Linked DNA regions of Mus musculus: region 1 is linked to region 2. The links are chromatin loops, found by intact Hi-C in ENCODE. Cell type or tissue: heart. All regions are shown on one strand.

What was found. Hi-C counts contacts between places; a loop is a spot of excess contacts. Peaks named below come from ENCODE experiments on the same cell type or tissue, not always from the same donor. Only the 100,000 strongest peaks of a DNase experiment are listed, where the experiment ranks them.
Region 1: a loop joins it to region 2, with 4 times the contacts of the local background. A loop is called at or near these places in 4 of 42 quality-filtered maps.

What each region holds. Positions count from the first base shown.
Region 1 is chr16:44,343,465-44,351,464 of GRCm38, forward strand. Spice1 (spindle and centriole associated protein 1) reads left to right here and starts at 3,937. Exons shown (of 18, transcript NM_144550.4): 1 at 3,937-4,042. In heart, a CTCF peak has its summit at 4,274; DNase peaks (open chromatin) are centred at 3,957 and 4,167; H3K4me3 peaks cover 1,931 bases; H3K27ac peaks cover 1,650 bases.
Region 2 is chr16:44,135,867-44,143,866 of GRCm38, forward strand. It overlaps Atp6v1a (ATPase, H+ transporting, lysosomal V1 subunit A), which reads right to left and starts at 3,393. Exons shown (of 15, transcript NM_007508.6): 1 at 3,096-3,393. It overlaps Naa50 (N(alpha)-acetyltransferase 50, NatE catalytic subunit), which reads left to right and starts at 3,925. Exons shown (of 5, transcript NM_001347239.1): 1 at 3,925-4,245. The coding sequence starts at 4,238. In heart, CTCF peaks have their summits at 4,815 (motif pointing right) and 5,691; DNase peaks (open chromatin) are centred at 3,145, 3,455, 3,955 and 4,765; H3K4me3 peaks cover 3,988 bases; H3K27ac peaks cover 3,248 bases.

The sequences.
Region 1 (8,000 bases), 210 kb after region 2:
TTTGGGGATTCTCTGGTTAGGTGTTGGCACTGGGGAGCTGAAGAGGGATTGAATGGATAGTGGGTGTCCTGTGGTTTGGGAGCATATTAGGACAAGCCAAAAAAAAAAAAGGTAAAAAAATAGCTTTCTTGAGGTACAAAAGGTACAAATGACATATGTCAATTTCCACAAGTTTAATGTTTTTAAAAACAACACCTGTTTTGCGTGCACGCACACACACACACACACACACACACACACACACACACAATCTGTGAAGCCACCAGGACAGGATCATATCCATCCTTTTCCAGAGATTCCTTCGTCCTCGTCTAACTGGCTCCGTCCTATCCCAAGAGCCCACTCACCTACTGCCACTCTTTATTGGTTTTCATTTTCCCCAAGTTTTATATAAATGGAACCATAGAATATATGTTATTTGGTTTCTTCCATTCAGCACAGTAACTATGATATACATAAAGGCTTCTGTAGCAATAGTTTGTTATTATTCCTGACTGTGCAGTGTTTCCGTGTGTAGATATGTAACAATGTGTTTTCCCATTTATCTGTTGATGAGTGTTTATCTGAGATAACAGCTTTTGGCTATTACAAACAAAGCTGCTGCAGGCTTGCATGTATAAGTCTTTGTAGGACCATATTTTCCTTCCTCTTTGATAAAGATCCAGAATTGGGATGACTGTATCACACAGTGGGCTCCAGACACCTTGAGATATCTTTATATATATGAAAATATAAGTCCTTAATTGAAATACTTGTATTAGTCTATGGGCTTTTTGACTTGTTAACAGGAAGTGTGAGAAAAAATTCAATTTTAATGAATTCCAGTTTATCTTATATTTATGGATTATGTTTGCCCAACCCACATAGGTTCTTCAATATTTTCTGCTTTTGTCCATTTGCACACGTGGAAGCTAGAGGTCAATGTCAAGCAAATTAATTCACAAATTTCAATGTTATATTTTGACACTGGACTCAATCCAACTAGACTGGCTAGCCGATGAACTCCAGGGTCCATGGGTCTTTGCCTCCCAGCACCAGGCTTATGGTCCAGTTTCTTTTGCCTTTACTTCTGTAAAAACACCCTGGTCAAAAGTAACACAGAGGAGGGAAAGGTTTACTTGGCTTAAAATTCCAGATTACAGTTCATCATTGGAGAACTCAAGGCAGGAATTCAGGGCAAGAACTTGAAGGCTGACATATTTGCTATTCCACACAGTAGAACCTCAGACCTTGGAACTCACTTGTCCAGCCAAAGGGCACAGCAGAAACAGAGAATACTGCAGGCTAGCTGGCTTATCCTCATCTATCCTTAAAAAAAAAAAAAAAAAAAAAAATACAGGGATGAACTGCCACCCAGAGTGGGCTGGGCTCTTCTACTTCAATCAAAAATCAAGGTAATTCCCCACAGACTGTCAAGAGGCTAATCTGATATAGGTGATTTCTAAACTGAGGCTCTCTTCTCAGGTTGGCATTTAAAATTAACCACCACAGATTACAAATGTACACCACCATGCCTGGCCTGGGGATGGAACCCGGGTTTTCCATTTTAGGCAGGAGGTACTTTTCAAGCTGAGCTATATCCCCAGTCCTGTATTCCTTTTTTGATTAATTTATTGAATGTGATCAGTATACTGTTTAGATCCATTATTTTGCATATGGAAATATAACTATTCCAGCAAGATTCTTTTTTTTTTTTTTTTTTTTTTTTTTTTTGGTTTTTCGAGACAGGGTTTCTCTGTATAGCCCTGGCTGTCCTGGAACTCACTTTGTAGACTAGGCCGGCCTCGAACTCAGAAATCTGCCTGCCTCTGCCTCCCGAGTGCTGGGATTAAAGGCGTGTGCCACCACGCCCAGCTAAGATTCATTTTTTAAAGCTACCATTTCTCCACTAAACTACCTTTATGAAACATTAGTTTTCTACACTTGTATGAGTTTACTTTGAGTTTTGCTTTACTTCATTGATATATTTGAATGACTGTTTTCTTAGTCAGGGTTTGTATTCCTGCATCATGGCCAAGAAGCAAGTTGGGGAGGAAAGGGTTTATTAAGCTCACACTTCCACATTGCTGTTCATCATCAAAGGAAGTTAGGACTGGATCAGGAAGCAGGAGCTGATGCAGAGGCCATGGAGAGATGCTACTGGCTTGCCTCCCCTGGCTAGCTCACCTTGCTTTCTTATAGAACCCAAGACTACCAGCCCAGGGATGGCACCACCCACAACGGGCCCTCCCACCCTTGATCACTAACTGAGAAAATGCCTTACAGCTGGATCTCATGGAGACATTTCCTCAAAGGAGGCTCCTTTCTCTGTGATAACTCCAGCTTGAGTCAAGTTGACACACAAACCCAGACAGTATAACTGTCGATCCATATCATGACATTATGATTGCTATAATCTTCATAATAAGTTTTAAAATCAGTCATGTTTAGAAATCAAATTTTGTTCTTTTGATTTTGGCTATTGTAGGTCTTTCACAAGAATTTCAGAATCAGTTTGCTAATTATTTTTCTAAAGAAAATGCATTTTAATAGGTATGAAATACATAAAATAAACAAGATATATATATATATATATATATATATATATATATATATATATATGGAAAAGAATAAAACAAGGAAGCAAGTGGAACAACATATATTATTGTCCTACTGTCTAGTTTGTTTCTAAAGAGAAATTGTTATATACCCTTTTTATGTTCTTGTGCACATATGTTTTTAGATTTTTTTTCTTTATCACTAGTTTTGATTGATTTGATTATTATGTACTTTGTAGTTTTCTTGTGTGTGTGCATGCGCACACATGTTTCATTGGGTTTTGGAAGTTGAAGGAAAAGATGAACTCTGTGGGTAAATATGTTGATAGAAGGCAGAAACAGTGATGGAAGCGGATTTAAGTTTTCTGAAATTAATTCAGTGTTAAAAACGAAATGAGAAGCAAGTCCATAGACTGGCATGAGGTTAGAGGAGATAAATAAGAAAGTATACTACTGTTATCTAGGGGAGTGAGAGAATTAACGGAGCAGAGACCTAACAGGATGCTCCATCAACTTTAGGTAGGGGCTTACCTAAAGTTGGGGGGCATGAGTCAGCATGGACAAGCACTTAGGAGAGCCAGTGCTGGTTACTTGGCAAGTGACTACAGCAAGTTGGAGAGGAAGGGGTGATGACGATTACATAGACAACACGTCCACATTGGATCAGAGTGGAAAGTCTCAGAAGGCAGTTCATTGCACCTGGATGACACTGAATATACACCTGTTGATCCGTGTGTAGCTTTCCCCTTAACAATTGAAGGTCAGGGGTTTCCAAGGAACTTATCAAGGGTAAGACATTCATTGTAAAGTCCTTAACATGATTTATGAAGTTATGCACATCCTGCCTCCACCCAAGCACAATCACCAAGTTTTCTCAACTTCTATTCCTCCATTGCAGTTTGACGTACATCCTTGCACAGGCAATTCCCTCTGTAGAAATGCTCTTTCTTTTTAAATAATCTACTCCTCCTTTCATTTCAGCTTTCCTGCGATATTGAAATATTCCCATAAGGTCACTATCTAGTTTGTACAGTTCCTTCTTAGCATGTATACAGTTTTCACCTTATACATTTCGGTCGTCAATAGCTTGCTGCTATGGGGTTGTAAACTTGCTGAGAGCAGGGTCAGTTTTAGTTCCCGGTGAACCTAGCGCGTTTGGCTCCACTGGGAGGTAGCAAGACATATTTCTAAGCAAACGATCAAAAGTTAAGGCAAGGAAGTGCGGTATGTGGAGGTTGGTGTGCAAGTTTCTTTTGGAGACTTCTAGAGGCTTATGACAGGCGCGCCATTTGGCCCTTTGGGTGAGAACTGCAGAGCCCCACGCCAGTACCGCCTCTGGGTCGCCTCGGAGGAGCTCGCCGGATGTACGCAAAGGCGTGGGGGCGGAGCTCTGGTAACCCAGGCAACGGCCCGGAAGCCACTTTCCGCGTTCCCCCGTGGCGGGCTCTGTGGTTCTGGAGGCTGAACTTTTAGTCGGGGCGGAGGCACAGTCGGCCAGCGGCAAGGCAGGTTGGGGTGAAGCGGGGGCATAGGGCGAGGAGAAGCGGCCGGCGTCTCCGCCTGGGTCTCGGCGCCCGGGTGGGCGTGCGCACCCCAGGGCCGGCCGCTCGCCTCGCAGAGCCTGAGAGTGCGGTTCCGGGGAGCGCCTGGATCCCCCGCGGGACAGCGGGCCCCGCGCACGCGCGCCGCGTTCCCGCACCCTGCTGGCGGGAGAAATCCCGAGGCCGGCGGGTGATGCAGTTGTTTACTGTCCCGCTAGGGAGTGGCAGAGTATCGGGTGTTGGGACAGGGCGCGTCCTTTAAGTTGAGCGTTTAGGTGAGGGTTTCTAAGGAAGGGGCCGTTTGAAAGTTTGGGACAGGCTTGAGCTTGGGAGTCAAAAATAGGAAATTGTTCCAGACAGTGCATGGCACTGCTTGTGAAGGTCACAGCTGGGTCTCAGTATGGGTGGGAGGGAAAACTGGGGCCGCACGAAGAGCAGCTCTTGAAGTTGGATTTTTCTCTACAGTGGGCTCCATTAAAATCTTACGAGGGAGTAAAACGTTGAGATCCCTGTATCCCTGTATCCGGGTAAGATTGATGGCAGGGACAGTGTTCTGGTTGTCCCCCAGTTTGTTTTCATACTAGTTAAGGTAAATCTGGTAGAATTCCACCATCCCTCCTTAAGAGCAGGCAAGGGCTTCCAGTGGTCTTTTGTATAGCCCTCAAATTGCAGGGGCCCTCAGTTAGCTTTTAGACTGTTATTGTTCAGACTGAAACAAATTCTGTAAATGTTCCACACACACACACACACACACACACACACACACACACACACACCCACTTGCAGAGAACATTTTCTTTCTGATTTTCTCCCCCCATCCCCCTTTCTTTTTTTGTTTTTTTCAAGACAGGGTTTCCCTGTGTAGCCCTGGCTGTCCTGGAGTTCACTCTGTCGACCAGGTTGTCCTCGAACTCAGAAATCTGCTTGCCCCAGCCTCCCAAGTGCTGAGATTTAAGGCTTGGGCCACCACTGCCCAGCATTCTGATTTTCTTTTATTTACTCTTTATTTTCAGCCCGACTTTGTGGAGGGAATTAAGGAGAGGAGGCAGCTTTTCTTCATGTGTATTGAAGATTAGGAACTTCCTTGACACAAAGAATTAACTTTCAGGCTTGCCTTTTGTAAGAAGTTGTTTAGTTATGATCTTTTGAGAAACGTACCTCTGAGAGGGCACAGGCTACTTCTCTGTTTTGTTTTATTTGGTGCCTAGCAAGCACGTTGAAAGTTACTTGATAACGTGGAGTGGATGGATGAATGGGAAGAAAACCTTACAGGAAAATTAATAACAGGCTGTTCAGAATTGTTCCTAGTAGAAATGGAAAAGAACGGACAGATGGGCGGGATATTTCAAGGAAGGATTTATAGATTGTGTTACATAGCAGACAAAGAGACAGTTAGGAACCAGAGGCGATGCTTACGCTTAAGCCAGAGCAACAAGAAGGATGGCAATTCTCTAAGTTTAGTAACTGAGTCAAACAGTTAGGTATCTAGATCTAGAGGATTGGGAGGGCTGTGCCAAACGAGCTGCATCTTACTATACTCTGAGGTGTATGGAAGGGCAGTGAATGCACAGCAAAGGACGCTTGATGTTTTAGGGACAGTTAGGAAACATTCATTAGAAACTGTCTAGTTATGGTCCTTTAGTTATGTGTCTGTGTGCCCGGTATAGGAATAGCTTTGCTGAGAGGTTTCTGAGAATCACTAAGGGGGCTGTTGGACCTCACGATGGTCCAGAAAGCAAGCTCAGTGGAAGTTGGCATATGACTAGACTCATTTGCAGTTTACTGCCATTGCTCACATCCAGTGCGTGGGGGTGTGGTAGGGTTCCCCAGTATTGGGTGAAGGGACACGTGTAAGAGGAGGACAGGACAGGGATAGACCGAGATGAGGGCCCTTGGCTACGTTTTCCAAGGAAAGAGTCCAGCGTAGTCTGAAGAGGAAAGAGTAGTGAAATAGCAGGAAAAAGGGTGTTGTGGAAGCCGCGGAAGAGGAAAGTGCCTGAGAAGTAAGGAAGGGTTTGCACTCTTAGCGTTAGGAAGCAGTTAACGTTCCTCATTTTCTCCACACTGGCCCCACTTCTGCAGGGTGCTGCGATTTATTGACTGCCCTTAAAATACCTCTAGTCTCTGTTATGCCTCAAACAAACAGTGCTCATTTCCCTCAGTTCCCCACAACTGCCTTTGAGAGGTAAACAGGCACATGGACCTTTAACCCCTTTTAGCTACTTGTAAGTTTTTGTATGCGTCAGATTCATGACTGTTTCCAGGGTTGAGGCTGGTAGAGTTTTAACTTATGAAAAAAAATGTAATATTTTAAATATAATTTGAAATAAAAATTCCCTCCCTTTTGAAGAGTTGCTTGTTTTTACCCAGCAAAGTTGATCCGTTGTTTGTGGTTTCCTAGCGTATACTTTATAGTCAGGACACTGAGTGTCAGTTCCTTCCTCTCCTCATTGTTATCTGTGTCACTGTGAGCAGTGTGATTCTGTCCTCATTTGAGAAAAGAGGTAAAAATTGTCACTGATGTCATCAACACTTAAATAGGACTTAGTATGTGTCAGGCAGGGGTTCCAAGCAGCTTACCTATTTAATTAGCTTCATTTTAGGGTTATCAACAGAGCGAATCCATAGACTTTGGTTCCAGGCTGTATTCTTAGCCACTGTGCTGTGCTATCTCTTAAGACAGTGTATGTCTCACGGAATTGTGGGATTAGTGCTAAGGCTCTTCATTATCAATGCATATATATTAACATCAGGTAGTTTATACATGCAGTTCTTGTTTTTTGCTTTTTTACATTTAACTTTTTCTCACAGGTGCATATGGTGTGTGTGTGTAGGTCAGAGGTTGATATTGGGTGTCTTGGTTGGTTCTTCTCTATCTTATAAACTGTAGTAGGGTACCTCCCTTGAATCTAGAACTTGCTAATTTGGCTAATGTAGCTAGCCAATTTAGGGATTGCCTATCTCTTCTCCTGAGCCCTGAGGTTACAGGGCTGCCCTGCCTCCTGGTTCTCATAGTTAATATACTCAAACTTCATTCACATTGTAGCATGTGTCAGTACTTTATATCTTATTGCCAAATAACATCCCAGTTGTATAGATATGTCACATATTTATGTAGTCATCAATTAATGGGCATTTTGAGATGTTTCCACTTTTGTCTATTAACTATAATATTATTGTGGACATTCACTTACAGGGTTTTCTTTGGACTAATGTCTTTAATTCTCTTTAATGGTTATGTAGGAGAATTTCTGAGTCACATGGTAATGTTGTTTAAATTTTTGAATAACTTCCCACTGGTCTTCCAAAGCGCCTATGTAAATTTACATTCCAATCAAATATATGAAGGTTCCAGTTTCTTCAAACTTGTGCCAATACTTTTTTTTTTTTTTTATTAAAGTCACCCTTGACTGGTTTTGACTGGCATTTAATTATGTTGGTCACTTTTTAAAAAAGGTTTATCTTGTTTTATATTGTATGAATGCTTTGCCTGTATGTATGTGTACCGTGTGCTGCCTGGTGCCTTTGGTGGATAGAAGAGGTTGTCAGATCTCCTGGAACCGGAGTTACGGATGGTTGTAAAACAACATGTAGGTTGTGGGAATTGAACTCAGGTTCTCAGGAAGAACAGCAAGGGTTCTTAACCACTGAGCCATCTCACCAGTCCCCATATTGACAATCTCTTCTTTTTATGTGCTTATTTACCATCTGCAGTATCTTATTTGGAGATACCTATTCAAGACCTATGCCCACTTAAATTTGGTTGTTTGACTAGTCCAGTTATGAGAATTTTTTATGTATATTCTAGATACCGGGTAAGTGATTTGCAAATAACTTTTGCCACTGCATTAGGTATCTTTTCACTTTTTTTGATTATACCTTTGAGTACAATATTTAAAATTTTTGATGAACCCAACTGTCC
Region 2 (8,000 bases):
GTTCTTTAACTGCAGGGAGGTTTACTAAGGAATACCCGAGCTACCAAACATAGGGTATATGTATAAATAAAGAAATACAAAATATCGGGTAGTAGCCTGAAGGACTGATTGGCTACCAAAGGGGAAGGATACATTTTCACGGATGATGATACCCTGAGAGAGTGCAACTAAGGGAGACCGCAGAGTAAGACATAAAGGGTGTTGGGAGCCCAACTCTTAAATTCTCGCTTTTGTCCCTCCCTCCCTGTCTGTCTGTCTCTCCCCATCTCCATATTCCCCCTCCCCTATGAAACAAGGTCTCACTGTGTAGCCCTGGCTGACCTAGAACCCACTTTGTAGACCAGGTTGACCTTCAACTAAAAGAGCTCTGCCAGACCCAGTGGGGAGATTAAAGGAGTGAGCCATCATACCTACAACCACACAGAAATCTCATTAACTAATATAGTATCAGAAACCCCTCCAGTGCTCAAACCATCTGTGTGTATAGATTGACAAATTCTTCTTTAATAGTTAATCTCTTTAGCTGTTTGGTCACTAATTCCTGCTACTGATCTTCCCGATTCATTAGAAGTTTAAGTTACTGAGTTCCCTAAAATGGAGCAATTAACTGTGAAGTAAAACTGCAGACTCATTGAGCCTCTTTCTTATGAACTTCTTTCTCCTCCACAAATTCTCAGTGCTTTCAAACTGGTTTCCTCTAGCCCAGTTTGGCGCACCTGCACAGAACTGGTCTGGACTTTTAAAACACTTAGGAATTCTGTTTATTTGGTGGAATGTCACATGGGCGTGAAAGCAGAGCCAAATTTTTTTCTCTCCGGAGAGATCAGAGAACCTCACTTTAGAGAAAAACGATGGATAAAATTATATTTCAAGCTGAGGAGATGACTCAGTCGTGAAACTGCATGTTTCGCAAGTATGAAAATCTGAGTTCAGCTACCCAGTGCTCTGTAGAAGTGTAGTACTGTCCCTTTAACCTGGGTGCTCAGGGCAAAAGACAGAAGGATCCCTGGGGTTTAATGGACAGCTAGGCTCCCAGAATCAGTGAGTCCAGGTTCAGTGAGAGAACCTACCTCAAAAGAAGGGGGGTTGAGGTGAGGAGAGCAACAGAGGAAGGCACCTCTGGCCTCTAAGTGCAGGAACACAGACACAAACAAAAAGGTTTGTGTCAACAAGTGAATGGTTCAACCAACTGTGGTGCCATCCATACCACAGAATAATGATTAGCAATGAAAAGAATGAACTCTTTAAGAATCTATATTTATGCTTGTTATATAAACAGATCAATTCCTATTGTCTAGTCTGGATCACAAGCACAAACGGTAATGTGGGCAATGCAAAATCACTTGGGCAATATTGTAGTAAAAAGTATCAAATAGGCCAGTCTTTCTTTTTTGTTTTTTGTTTGTTTGTTTGTTTTGGTTTTTTGAGACAGGGTTTCTCTATATAGCTCTGGCTGTCCAGAAACTCACTTTGTAGACCAGGCTGGCCTCGAACTCAGAAATCCGCCTGCCTCTGCCTCCCGAGTGCTGGGATTAAAGGCATGCACCACTACGACTGGCTTAGGCCAGTCTTTTTATCTTGTTAAATCGTTATGAGTTTAAGGTTTTAGCTTTTAGCTCTCAAAAATAAGAAAATCTGGAAAGGGGGGGGGGGGAGCACCAATCAATGTAAGATAATCATTCCATCTTTTTCCTATTTTTTTTTCTTTCTAGTATGAGGGTTGGACCCAGTACACCAAGCTTACATGGAAGCAAGAACCATATCCCCGAGCCCCCAGCAGAGTTTAAAACAGATTCCTCAATTACATTGCAGAGAACTAAGATTTAACTGAAAATCTTATTTCCCCTAAGAAAATGTATCATTTGGGTTATAAAAGTCAAATCTGTGATTTTGTAAGGCCTTCGGCTTCAAAACAAGGAACGTTCTAAGTTTGTAGCACAAATAAAAGAGTTTAGCCCCAAACTGAAGAACATTCCTTCAGTCAAGTACATTGTTTGAGGTTTAAACATTGGCTACTACGGTGCACATAAAATGGAGTACAAAGGGTTGGGTAACCCTAGGCAAAACCATTTCTGTATTTTCACAAAATATTATGCACTCTCAAGTCTGAGAAGGGTCACTTGAATTTTTTAACAAATGCAAAAGCGAATTAAGAGCACAAGCATTACTTCACAAATTTTAAACTGACTGGGAAGGGCAATTATGTAGGACTTAAAAGAAATGTCAAAAAGGAATGACCCACAGGCAGAAAACATGAAGTCAGTAATGTCTAGACTCGATCTTCTAGTCTTTAAACTATACACACATGGATTTGGATTAATGATGTTTTCAGCCTGATCAGTTTCCGTAAAATTACTTCCCCTTCGGGAAAACCTCGTCACTTTCCCATAAGCTAGTCTGGGTCTCCAGCCCAACAAGGCAACACCACCTTTCATCACCTTCCCAACCAACCGAGACTGTCGCATTACCAACACCCTGTTCTGAGGAGAGTACAACCACCTTCTCTCCGAAAAAAAAGGTGTAAGGCCCGCTCTTACCCTTCCAGTCTCATCTGAAGACTCCCTGAACCTCTGCAAGGATGTCGGCAAACCCTTAGGATCACTGAGAACGCACATTTGTGGGGAAAGCCCTTCAGTGTGACTCTGCAGTGAGGGCCATCTCAGTGACATCCCCTCCCAAGCCTGTCTCACCGGAGACGCCTCTGCCTCCCGGGGTTTTCCTACCATCCGGATCACCCGGGCCATGGCCTTTCCCAAGGAAGGAGTTTAGGGGAATGGGATCCGTCGGTTGTTGCAGACCCCCAAGAAATAGCTAACACAATCCTACCACCTGAATCAGCCCCAAAGGCTCCAAATAGGGAACCATAATGGCCGTACTCGCTCTCAACCCAGGGAAAAGGTGGGCATCATAATCCCTAGTCAATGGACCACGGTGATGGTGAAGGGCCAGGGGTCTAGCAGAAATGAGCTCCTCGCCCGTGCAGGAGGACAACGGAAAGGGAGCCCCAAGCATCCGCAGGCCGCGATTCACACACCCTATCTGCTCTCACCCTGTCAATCGTCCCCACCAGCCACGAGTTACCTGTCGCACCTCACCTGCCCGGGCTCGAAATGCAGAAAGTGTACCTAGACGGGACCCAGAGGCTCTGTCACTGAGAGAGGGGAAGTCTTCAGCTGCAGGAGGCGGGCCAGTCCTAGCTAGTCATGTGTCCTCAAGCCCCACCCCGCTTCCCCTCGCCCGTCACGCCGCGTCTCGCAGGCTTAAATCTTTGCGGACCGCCTTGGATGTGAATGGTTCCGCGACTTCAGAAAAGCGTTAGTTTCTTTTTCTTTTCTTTTTCTTTTTTTTTTTACAATGACGGGGGTTACAGAAACTACAGTACAGAAGACGAGGATGGCAAGGGTTAAAGTGCATTGCTAAGGAAGTGACGCTAAGTCACGCTCTAGGGACCGGAAATGGCCATGAGTCCCGCCTCTAAGGCCCCAGTAAAATCCTGGGCTGGAAGACGTTAAGCCTATCACGTGATTTAAAAAAAAAAAAACCCTGTGAGGTTTGCCTGCTGGAGGATCGCCAAGTTATCCGGACCCATCACTACCTTTTGAATTTAAAACACATTTACTGCAAGTTCCCATGGGCTTTCTTACATTGAGAAGAATCCGTTTTACAAAACCCTATTAGTCGGCCAGAGGGTTTGAAGGTCACTGGAGGGCTAGAAAGGAATCGGGGTGGGGGGCGGGAAAGGCTGATCCTGCTGGCTTGAAAGCGAGAGAAGGGTGGAAAGATCCGGATTTTGCCGCCGGAGCCTACCAAGCCAGATCCCCTAGAGAGTGTCGCAAAGGGTGGGAGGAGCTAGCGGGCCGTAGGCCCGGCCCCTGGAGAGCGGGGGGCGGGGAATCCTGGCGGCGCGGAGCACTGCGCCTGCGCGCGACGCGGCGGCCGCGCCGGCGCGTTGAGGGGCGGGGTGAAAGGTCACAGCGCGGCGGCGGGTCTGGCTGGCGGCAGCTGCGGGCGGGAGCCGAGTGTCCCGAGTGCACGTGTGGAGGAGCGGCGGCGGCGGCAGCGCGGCGGCAGATTTCCCCGCGTCTCCCGGAGCCTCAGGGCCTGGCTTGGCTTCTCAGCCAAAAGACCGGCGTGTGGGGTTGAGTGGTCTGAGCTCAGGGCGCGGGCGGAGAGCTCCGGGCGACGAGGACGACGGCGTTGGCGGCGGCTGTAACGACGGCCTCAGCAGACGGGGAAGATGAAAGGGTGAGGAAGGGCAGCTGGCGGGGGTGTGGGGGGGACCCCGGCGGCCGGGGCCCAGGAGAGGGGCGTGGGTCGATGGACAGGGAGAGCGCTGCGGGGAAGAGACGCGCGCGAAGCCCGGGCGGAGGGTCATGGCCGGGCTTCCCCGGTCCCGCGGCTCCCGGAGGGGGGCGGAGGCTAGGCCGGCTGTTGGCGGGCTGAAGGGCCGACGGAGGCAAGGGCGCGAGTCCACGGTTTCACGTGTGTGCACCGCCTGAGATCACGGGGAGGAGGAATGAGGCGCCCGGGGGCCTCTTCCCGGGAGCGCACCACCGAGCCACCTGAAGGTGCTCCTCCAGATCCGGGAACGGCGCTGTGGCCGCGGGCTTTGACACGTTGCGGGTTTTCTTAAGACTTGTGGGCCGTGCAGAACCTTCTGGAGGGAAAAGGAATTGGAATAAAGAGCACGGGGGATGAGTGCTAGGAGCTAGTGACTCAACGGACTTGGGTTGGGTCAGAGCGAGTGGAGGAAGGCGGGCGGTCGGGAGGGGAGGGGGAATAAACTGGAGCGGTGTAGACTTTGGGGTGCCAAAATGTTTAAGGAAGTAGCCATGGATCAGTAGGTGGAGCTATTGCTTCAGTGGTGTGTGTGTGTGTGTGTGTGTGTGTGTTGCCCCCCCCCTCCAGTGCAAGGAGGAGAGCTGCTGCTTTTGCTCTTCGTTAGCAAAGTTGAGGTTTAATCTTGCAAATCTTCCGTAACATTAGAAGTTATTTTGGTTTAACTGTTCCCGTTTGATAGGAAGTATTTCCTTTCCATTGATTTATATACTGTTACAGTATTTAGCGTCGCGAGTTTTGGAGGTTGCCTTTACTTACAGTCATTAGAAGAAAAAAAAAGAAAGCTTAAACATATTAAACGGTCTTTTCTTTCTAAGTCAGCTGAAAATTATAACTACAGTTTCAGTTAGTTGTTTATTCAACATCGTTTTATGGAGAGCGAAGTAAGTCGTTTCTCCAAACAAGCTTGTTCTGTGTAAAATGAAGGTCCCATACCTCTGAAATGATTCTGAGAAAGTTTTGATTTTAAATCTAAATAGAAAACATTTTTTCTAAACTCTGGTTTGCTTTAAATGTTAGTTTTTCATTCGGTGTTTTTTGGGTTTTATTTTTGGCATTTTTGGGGGGATGTTTGCTCCACCTGAGCCATGATCCAGGATGCTTGGTAATTTTTAAAAATATGATCCAGTTATTTTTAGGAAGTTTTATTTTTCTAGTAGAGTACGACTTTGATGCTGTCATTTTTTTCTACTCATTGCTACACACTCAGAACATACTTGTCATGTTCTGTTATAGTAAAAGCAATGAAGATAACAAGACTAAGAAATTATTCTGGATGTTTAGGTTAAAAATATTGGGTCTAGTTCAATTTCAAGTGTAGGATTAGTCTTTCTGATACTTGACAATAGAAATGGAACCACACCGTGGTGCTGTTGGCAGTCTATTGGAACTTTTATCTAGTATACTCTTGAAGCAATTCTACTTTATTAACTAACTGGAGTTCTTGGAATTGAAGCAAAGTATTCGGTGCTCTGCAAGTACTCTGCCACTGAGCTACGTCCCCAGCACTTTATTTTGAGGTAGAGTCTCACTAAGTTGCTCAGGCTGACGCTGAACTTGGCAACAATCTTCTTGCCTCCCTCAGCCCTTTGAGTTGCTAGTATTACGGGCTTGAGCCACCAGCACCAGCTGGCTCTTTGTATTTAAATAGATATTTAAGTGTAACACGATGGAGGCAGATGCCTAGAAATGCGTTACTGGGCAAACTTGGAATTGTTGAATCCATATTTTAGGCCAGTAGTTAGGCTCAAAATTAAGACTCCTTAAGTAAATTGTTTTATTTTTTTAGGGTTGAGGGCTTAGAATTGGGTTCTGGACTAAACAACTTTTAAGATGATTTCACAGGTATATTTGATTTTTCCCTAACTAACTCCCAATAAGCACGGGACTTAAAATTTTCCTTTCCTTCCTTTTAAGATACTAAAATGAGATCAGGGTATAGTGCAGTTTTACTTTGTTGTTTTGTTTTATTAAGATGTTAATGTCCTTGAGATACAGAACTTGTATAAATGTCTTCTGTATTCAGTCTCCAGACTCTTCATTGGAAAGACTCTATTCCATGAATTTTCTTTGAAGTTTTATTTGCTAAAGTTTTATTGTATATTGAGCTTACCAAACATAGTTAAATAGATGAATCTGAAGTTTAGAAAACTGAAACACCCCCTCCTATGATTTAAATTTTGGGCATTGAAACTTTTTAAGCTTACTTTTAAAAATGTTTTTATTTCATATTTTTTACTTTAGTATTCTTATTAGTAATAGCAACAGGATATCCAGTTGTAAATCATGTATTTTCCTTATCTCCATAGTAGATAATTTTGCAATTAATAACTACTGTATTTTTATGTGCATATCTAGAAAAACGAGAACTACATTATTAGACTATTTGCTCTTTCCAGTGAGGTCTTTTTTTTTTTTTTTATGGACCAAAGACTTGGCTTGAATTTGTGGTTGGTAAGCTGATTTCTTCCCCCCCCCCCCCCCCCCCCCCCCCCGGCAGGGTTTCTCTGTGTAGCCCTGGCTGTCCTGGAACTCACTCTGTAGACCAGGCTAGCCTCAAACTCAGAAATCCACCTGCCTCTGCCTCCCAAATGCTGGGATTAAAGGCGTACGCCACCAAAGCCTAGCTGATTACTTTTTATCTGTTACTCCTCTCTGGGGGTGATGATATTCAGTATGCCACAGACAGCAATGACTGGCCCTGTAATTCGTTGTCAGTGTTATAGAAAATACAACTAAATGCACTTATCCTTCAATTATAATAAAGAGGTACAAATTAGTTTTAATAAAAATGCCTTTAAATAAAATATGAATGCTAAGTGGACCAAAGTAAAGATGAAAAGGTAGGTAGGAATAATATAAATACAGAGCAAAATAAAATGCTGTTGAAACTTGGCCAACTGGGGAACATAAGATTCTATAGTTATAAATGAAGCTTTGTTGATAAATACAAAATAGTCGTTATGTATACTGGGAACAAGCCCAGGAAGTCTTCTGTGTCTTTATCTAGGTGTTTGTTACATAGAAAATAGAGAACAACATTTGTATCTGTGTCTCTTCTCAATCAGGGTGGGGCCCCAAACCTTCAGATCCATCCTTTGCCCTTACTGTTTGCTACTGAGCCTGGATACAAAGTATATCTTGTATACCATTAAAACTTTTTGAAGAAACTGAATAGCAGCAGGTCATATTTTGCTTTTTGTGTAAACCAGAAATTTGTTGTCTGTTGATTGAGATAGCAATCTATTTTTTTTTCCCTCCCTGATATGCGGTTTCTCTGTGTAGCCTTGGCTGTCCTGGAACTCACTCTGTAGACTAGGCTGGCCTTGAACTCAGAAATCTACCTGCTCCTGCCTCCCAAGTGCTGAGATTATTAAAAGTGTGTGCCACCACTGCCCAGCCAGATAACCAAATTTTAGCAAATACCTTATGATGCCTCCTTTGCTGTGTTGAGAGTTTTGAAATATACAATCATGATTTTTTTTAAGTGTATCTTCTAATTGAAGAGGTATCCACTTTGGTGAGTGCGGGGTTGTTACTATAGTGATTTCTTCTTTCCTAAAATGGTGGACAACTTTTAATAAAGCTGCAGCTAATCAATCAATGAATAAATGAATAGGGGTTTCTGTGAGTATCAGTATGAAATTCAGTTGGTAATATGC